2 separate regions of the Homo sapiens genome follow, and region 1 is linked to region 2. Evidence: chromatin contacts called from ENCODE POLR2A ChIA-PET data. All regions are on one chromosome and are shown on one strand. Each heading gives the region's core, a stretch centred on a gene start or an enhancer-like site at or near the end of the contact. The rest is flanking DNA. Distances are from core to core; before and after follow the strand shown.

What was found. ChIA-PET counts read pairs that join two places held with the same protein, here RNA polymerase II (POLR2A).
Region 1: POLR2A ChIA-PET joins it to region 2 with 11 read pairs in T-cell. The contact joins the promoter of DLK2 here to the enhancer-like site in region 2. POLR2A ChIA-PET finds 5 or more read pairs at or near these places in 2 of 52 experiments (T-cell and activated naive CD4-positive, alpha-beta T cell).

The regions. Positions count from the first base shown.
Region 1 is chr6:43,453,454-43,456,824 of GRCh38, forward strand. DLK2 (delta like non-canonical Notch ligand 2) reads right to left here and starts at 2,095. Exons shown (of 6, transcript NM_023932.4): 1 at 1,942-2,095; 2 at 1,297-1,427; 3 at 958-1,021. The coding sequence starts at 1,372. RefSeq lists enhancers at 1,074-1,123, 2,752-3,371 and silencers at 1,654-1,733, 1,764-1,813, 1,914-2,153.
Region 2 is chr6:42,402,561-42,406,358 of GRCh38, forward strand. The region is part of intron 2 of TRERF1 (transcriptional regulating factor 1); the gene reads right to left. Among named protein-coding and RNA genes, the nearest start is that of TRERF1, 47 kb to the right of the region's middle. RefSeq lists an enhancer at 1-40. Within about 2 kb of position 2,036, at least 17 of the 41 ENCODE cell types and tissues checked have a DNase peak (open chromatin) inside an H3K27ac peak, as active enhancers do.

The sequences.
Region 1 (3,371 bases), core at 845-3,344, 1.1 Mb after region 2:
GCATGTCTGAGGTGCTCACAAACATTTAAAGAAGAATGACCTTGAAAGGCCATCAGGGCCGGGGCGTGGTTGCTCACGCCTGTAATCCCAGCACTTTGGGAGGTCGAGGCAGGTGGATCACTTGAGGTCAGGAGTTCAAGACCAGCCTGGCCAACTGGGTGAAACCCCGTCTCTACAAAAAATACAAAAAATTACCCGGGCATGGTGGTGTGCATCTGTAATCCATTATTGAGGAGGCTGAGGCAGGGGAACTTGAACACAAGAGGCAGAGGCTGCAGTGAGCTGAGATCGCGCCACTGCACTCCAGCCTTGGCAACAAAGCGAGACTCTGTCTCAAAAACAAAAAATAAAAATAAAAACAAAAAAGGTCATCAGGACTATCCTCCCACCATGATTCCAGGGCAAACACTTGACCCATATTTTAAAAGCCCTCCAGGGGTGAAGAGTCTCAAAGACCCCCAGCCAATTGAACTACCTGCCTCATCAACTCATTTCCTTATGTCCACTTTCCTCCTGCTACAGAATTTGCCCAATCTCCCAGTGAGTCAACTACTCAAACTCATCAAGAAAGATCCTCTTTCATTGTAAGTGTTTCTCCCCAGCAACTCTCCCTGCAGCATTTCTTTTCCAGGCTAAACCATTTCTCTTTCCCTTTTTCCTTTATCTTTCCATTTCCTCATGGCACCCAATCCCCAAGCTCTCTCAAGCTTTAGGTCTCTCTCCCTGTCAGGAGTTCAGACAATCCCTGGATCAGACTTGGGAGATTAAAGAAGTGGGGAGATAAAAACTAGAAGAAGCAAGAGAGGTGAGGTAAAGGGGAAAGGGGGACTGGCCAGTCAGCCATAGGAGTGATGAGGCATGAAGAGTAGAGTCTGAAGCCCCTAGACACTGTTGTGCACGTGAAGGGCTTAGAAATGGGTACCAAAGGGTTTGGGGGCACGTGCTCAGGACAGGTACCTGCAGGAGCCGTCAGGTGCACAGCAGCCGTGGGCCAGGTCACAGTGGGAGCTGCAGTCATCGGCTGCAAGAGATTGATGTGGGAGGGGTGAGTCTGAGTCAGGGCACAGCTCGCTGGGATGCGGGACTCAGGAGAGGATTGGGGTTCCAGTAACTGAGCGGACTCAACCCTAGGGCAGGACATAACACAGAAACTCATCCCATTCCAAAAAGGCAACCTCGGTCTTGCTTGCCCCGCGGGTCGGAGCGACTGCAGTGCCGCCTCCGGCCGGCAGAGGTCAACGTGCAAGCGAGGACGGCTGGACAGGGCCGCGACTGGAGCCCAGCGGGCGCGCTCACCTCGGACAGGCTGACCGGGAGCCCCCAGAATGCACAACAGGCACACGAGATGCAGGCAGCGGCAGCCGCTGGGCATGGTCAGCGCCGGCCCCAGGAGGGACGGACGGATGGACGGCCGGACGCGTGGACACCTGTGGGACGGCACCGGTTGGGAGGCGGCCGGACGCGGAGATAGCGGCACGGATACGGGTTCCAAGTGACAGGAGCCGACGAGGGAGAGGGGCGCCGGGACAGAAGAAGGGGATGGGGGTAGCGGGAGGATGGGGGCAGGGAAGGGTTGAGCAGGCGAAGAGAGCGAGGAGAGCGAAGACAGGAACCCGGGAGCGGGGTCTGCAAGGAGGGGAAAGATGGGCATCGCGGAGCGAGGCCAGGCGCGGGAATGGCTGGGGTTGGGATCGTAGTCAGGACGGAGGGGTCCGCGGGATGGGGACAGCGCCGAGAGGCGGCCTCGAGCACGGAGGGGACGCGGGGGCCGGAGGGAAGGACGGTTCCCGGCAGCGAGCAGTCTCCGCCCCACAGCTCCGACAGCCCCCCCCCCCGCCACCACCACTCTCTCCCACGTCCCCTTTCTATCTCCGCCGCGCTGGGTTCGGCGGCGGCGCGGGGCCTGGAATCCCCACCGCGCCCTGTCCCCGCAGTCCTCACCTCCGGCGGGGAGGTGGCGCGCCCCGGGGCGCAGAGAGAGGCCGGATCCGACGGGCGCCGCCGAGGGGCCGTGAGGGAGCGCGGGGCCGCCCCTAGCTGGCCGCGGGGCCGGGCGCCGAAGCGGCTGCCATGCGAGCCGAGCGCTCGGGAATCTGGGGCTCCAGGCGACCCCGAGCGGCGGCAGCGGCTGCTCCTCGCGCGCGCTCAGGCCCCCTGCCAGGGGCGGAGCCCGCCCCCACCCCCATCCCCCCCCCCGCGACGCACGGCGCACACCTAGCACCCGGCGCGCCCCGGGGCCCCGGCCCTCCGCGGCTACCCAACGCCCCGAACCCAGCTTCCTTCCAAGAGAGGAGGAAATCTTAGGAGTCTCAATGGGAGCAAACTATTAAGCCAAAGGAGCGCAACCCCGTTATTCTCTCATCTCCCATGCCCACTTTCCCGACCAGCGCTCCGCGGCCCACGCCCCAGCCCTGCCTTCGCTTGTCCGCCGCTCATCACGCTTCTCATATAGATCTATGCACACGCAGGCAATCGCTCCCCGCCCTCCGCCTGTCACCAGCCCACGCCTCCCCGCTTGTAAAGCCTTCATCACCTGCTTCATCTGTGTGCTCCTCTGCTCCTCCTCGCCCTCCGCTTCTTCCTGTCCACGTTGCCGTCTCCAGCCTTCCAAGATCAACCTATCCCTATATAAATATCAACCCGATCCACCCAACCACACCCCGGCCCTACCCCCACCACCCTTCCCTCCCTCAAGTCTCAGCCCTTCCACCCCATTCCTTTTTGTGACTGCCTCTGAGAATCCTTTCTGGACTGGGAATGCCCCTGACTCTGTAAATGTGCACACAAAACCCCCTCCACCGCCAAGTCTTCTCCTGTACCCCATCACGTTCGTCCTTGGCCTCAGGCTAAACCTCAACTGCCCAAACCTGGAGCTCAGATTCAGAGAGTAACGGAGGGGGAGTGGGGGAAAGCTGCCCTCCAGGCCTCTTTGCCCCCTTCTGGCTAATGGCTCAGAGACACATTTCAAGACAAGGACCCAGCCAAGCTCGGTGGGCTCACGCCTATAATTCCAGCACTTTGGGAGGCTGAGGCGGGCGGATCACCTGAGGTCAGGAGTTCGAGACCAGCCTGGCCAACATGGTGAAACCCGTCTCTATTAAAAATACAGAAATTAGCCAGGCGTGGTGGTGCGCGCCTGTAATCCCAGCTACTCGGAAGGCTGAGGCAGGAAAATCGCTTGAAAACCCGGGAGGCAGACGTTGCAGTTAGCCAAGATCGCGCCACTGCACTCCAGCTTGGGGGACAGAGCAAAACTCCGACCCCCGCCCCCCCCCAAAAAAAGACAAGGACCCAGAACATAATTTCTAGTTTGTGCAGGACAACAGGGCAGAGGTCAGGAACGCTAGCGCCCATCTCTAGTCCTTCAGATT
Region 2 (3,798 bases), core at 786-3,285:
CACAGAACTCACTTCTTATAAGTCATTTCTTTTGTTATTGTTGTTGATTTGGTTATTACCAAATGTCTACCCTTCTGAATTCTTATAAAGTCATTTCTTATCAAGCTAAGTCTCCCCATGTGGTCACTTATTCAACAAATATTAACGGAGCACCTACTACATCAGACACCATGCTAAGTGCCAGATACACAAAGGTGAGCAAAACAAGATCGAATGCTGCCCTCATGGAGATTCTAAGTCCGGACTAGCTGCTTTACATACCTTTTCTCATTTAATAGATCCATCTTACAGATGAGAAAACTGACGCTAGGAGAGGTCAGGGAAGTCACCCAGGGTCGCACATTAATTAAGTGGGGAGCCTGGACTCACACCCGCTTCTGTGGCACCCTGAAGGTGAGGCTCTCAGCCACCAAGTTGCTGACAAAGAGAGAGGAGCGAGGTCCAGTCCCTGTTCTGAGGAAGCTGGAGCCTAGTTAGGACAGGGACAATAAAGAAAGTATTGGGGTGCAAAAAAGAAAGTACTGGGGTGCTCACAGAGAGGGAGCGGCTCACGAGACAGAGACAGCAAACCTCAGCTGGGGTAGATTCTGGACATCTTCCCCAAAAAAGGCCATGAAAGTGGGAGGGAAATAAGGCCCAAAAAAGCAGGTAAAAACGAGGCTGGTGCTAGGTTGTCTCCCAAAAATTCACGGCCACCTGGAATCTTAGAATGTGATTTTATTTGGAAATAGGGTCTTTGCAGACATAGTTAGTTAAGATGAGGTTATACTCATCTTAAGCTCACCTAATCCAATGACTGATGCCCTTATTTATAAAAAGAGAAAATAGCGACACACACATACACACACACTCACGGAGAATGCCACGTGACAATGGAGACAGGGATTGCAGTGATGTTGCTACAAGCCAAGAAACACCCAGGATCGCCAGCAGCCACCAGGAGCCAGGAGAGAGGCACGGAGCAGTTTCTCCCTCAGAACCCCTGGACGGAACCAACCTTGCCAATACCTTGATTTCAAATTTCCAGAACTGCAAGAGCAGACATTTCTGTTGCTTTGAGTCATCCGGTATGTAGTACTTTGTTTCAGCAGCCCTAGAAAGCTAAGACAAGGCAAGGTCCAGGCAGGCTGTGCACATTGTGTTAAGGAGTTTGTACTCCACCCTGCAGGTGTGGGGCAGATTGTAAGCAGCAGAATGGGATACATTCCAGAGCGCATTTTGTAACCGGAGCTTATATCCTTCAAATCTATGGTCTCCAGTCCTAGAGCTGTTAGTGTCCTCCAGGGCTTCATTGTCCACTGTCCATGCTTTCCCTGCCCACATTCTTCTTGCTGGGCTCATCCGCACTGACAGACTTGAAATTCCATGAGACCCCCCCCAGGCCTTGCCACAGAGCCCGCTTGCAGAGAACCTAGCTCCCAACTTGGTGCCAGGCATGTATGGGGCACTCCGTGGGTGCCTCTCCGGCCACTCACCACTCTGCCTGACCCCACCCCACCTGCAAGAGGGAACATGCTGTGCCTGGGAGTCTTGAGTACTAGACTCAAGTACTAGAATCTGTTTGCAGATGGTGCCCGACTCCAGCCAGGACATTCTTCTGAGCAGATGCCTCTAACTGTAGTTCCCATGGGTTTCTCAAGCTCAACATGTCAAAAGGTAATCTCAGCTCAACATCTTTCACCTTATTTCTCTTGGGTTCCTCCTCATCTTTGTCAATGGTGCCACCAAGCATCCAGTAACATGCTAAAAGCTGGGGGTCACCGTAGACTCCCCTGCACACCTCCACATCCAGGGAACTACAAAATTATCTCTCCATTCTAGTCCTACTTTTTCACTCCATAGCACAATTCTAATCATTTCCTCTCTGGATTCTTGCTGTGGCCACGTGATGCATTTTCATTCCTCTAAGACTCCCCCTTTTCTCCCCTACCCCCACCCCAATCCAGCCGTCTTGAATGTGAAGCCAATGCTGACTCCAAGAAGCACGGCTTTCAGAAAAGCTACCTCCAGCCCACTGCACCCAGCCTGAGGGCCTCTGGTGATTCACAGGCCTTAACCCTGTCAGGAGCCCCACCCAACCTCATTTCCTTATCCTCTCACCCCAGCAGGATACTCTCCTCCTGCCTCTTGATCCTACCGTCTAACCGCTCTCTGTGCCGATTCCTGCTTCCTATCAGAGCTAAGCAAGTGCAGAATCCAAGGCCCTAAGGAGCTAATACCTCAGGGCTGCTGCTTTCTCTTACTAGGAAACTCTCACTTTGGGTTTTCTTTGTGTTCATCAAAAGAGAACAGTTCTCATTTGCAGGACTAAGAGAATTCCTCTTGCCTAAGGGTGGGACAGGGAGATTGAAGGGTCACTAAAAGTTTTACATATTTAGTCAAAGCTAATATACCCACCCCCAGGCTACAGTCAGCAGATAGGTCAGTTTCTCAGGGGGCTGGATAGGGTTCAAAGTTGCAGACCAGTGTAACAGCAACCACCACTTACAGCTGTGCTCCAGAACTCTGGGTATTATTTAATCTTCACGGTAACCCTACCAAACTAGGTGCTGTTATCACTGCCACTTTATAGACAGAAAAGTGAGGCATTAAGGGTTAAGTACTCTGACTCAAAGTCTTACAATTGGGAAGGGAAAAGGCAGCAGTTAAGGACCATCCCAGCTGTGTTCCAGTGAGGTCACTTACAAGGAAGGGAGGGAATTTGGTTCACACAGCCTTAAGATGCGAGGCCCCAGCACACAAGGTTATACTGATGTGTGCTCAGGGATGGAGACAGAATTTGAATCTCCTCCTGTGGGACTCTCTAGGCCTCCATTTCCTTATCTGAAAAACAAGAATGATTAGCCCCACCCAGAAGAGTTATTGGGAGGATTTAAATTAGATGATGTACGTTCAATTACAAAGCAAAATGCCTGGCACACAGAAGGTGCTGCTTCAAACTGAAAATAGACGGGTCTGGTGCGGTGGCTCACACCTGTAATCCCAGCATTTTGGGAGGCCGAGGTAGGCAGATCACCCGAGGTCAGGAGTTCAAGACTAGCCTGGCCAACATGATGAAACCTTGTCTCTCAAACAAATACAAAAATTAGCCAGGCATGGTGATGCACATCTGTAGTCCCAGCTACTTGGGAGGCTGAGGTGGGAGGACTGCTTGAGCCTGGGAGGTGGCAGTTGCAGTGAGTTGCGATCACACCATTGCATTCTATCCTGGGCGATAGAGCCAGACCTTGTCTCAAAAAAAAAAAAATTAAAAAAATTAAAAAAAATAAAAAAAAAATAGGGAAGGGGCAGAAGATCAAGACAGAGAGAAGCAGGCAGGGGGAAGCAACTACCTGCCCCTGTGGAGTACAGGGAAAGTGTTACTGACCCACCATGCAACAAAGCCCATGACACAGAAGCACCGTCATTTCCAAGGGGCAAGAATCCTTTGTGATCACAAAAATAACAAGAGCAGCAGCTAGTGTGTATGGAAGACCTGGAAAGTTCCAAGCACTTTCCAGATACAACTCAGTTAGTCCTCCTCATATCCCTAGGAGGTAAGTTAGTCATCCTCATTTTACAGAGGGAGAAACTGAGGCTCAGAAAAGTTGGCTGACTTGGTCACAGTTATGGAGGCTGGCAGCTGTAAAGCTGGGACCTGGCCCCAGGTGACTAACTCCAGGTCCCACATCCTATCAACTGCTTCCCGAAAATCAGTCAGACCCCCTTCCTGGTTCCTGACCTTCCTCTTCCCTCTTCATCTCAGAATCTTCTTGCCCTTCACCCTCTTCTCTTCTGCCCCTCTCCTCACTCCACGGA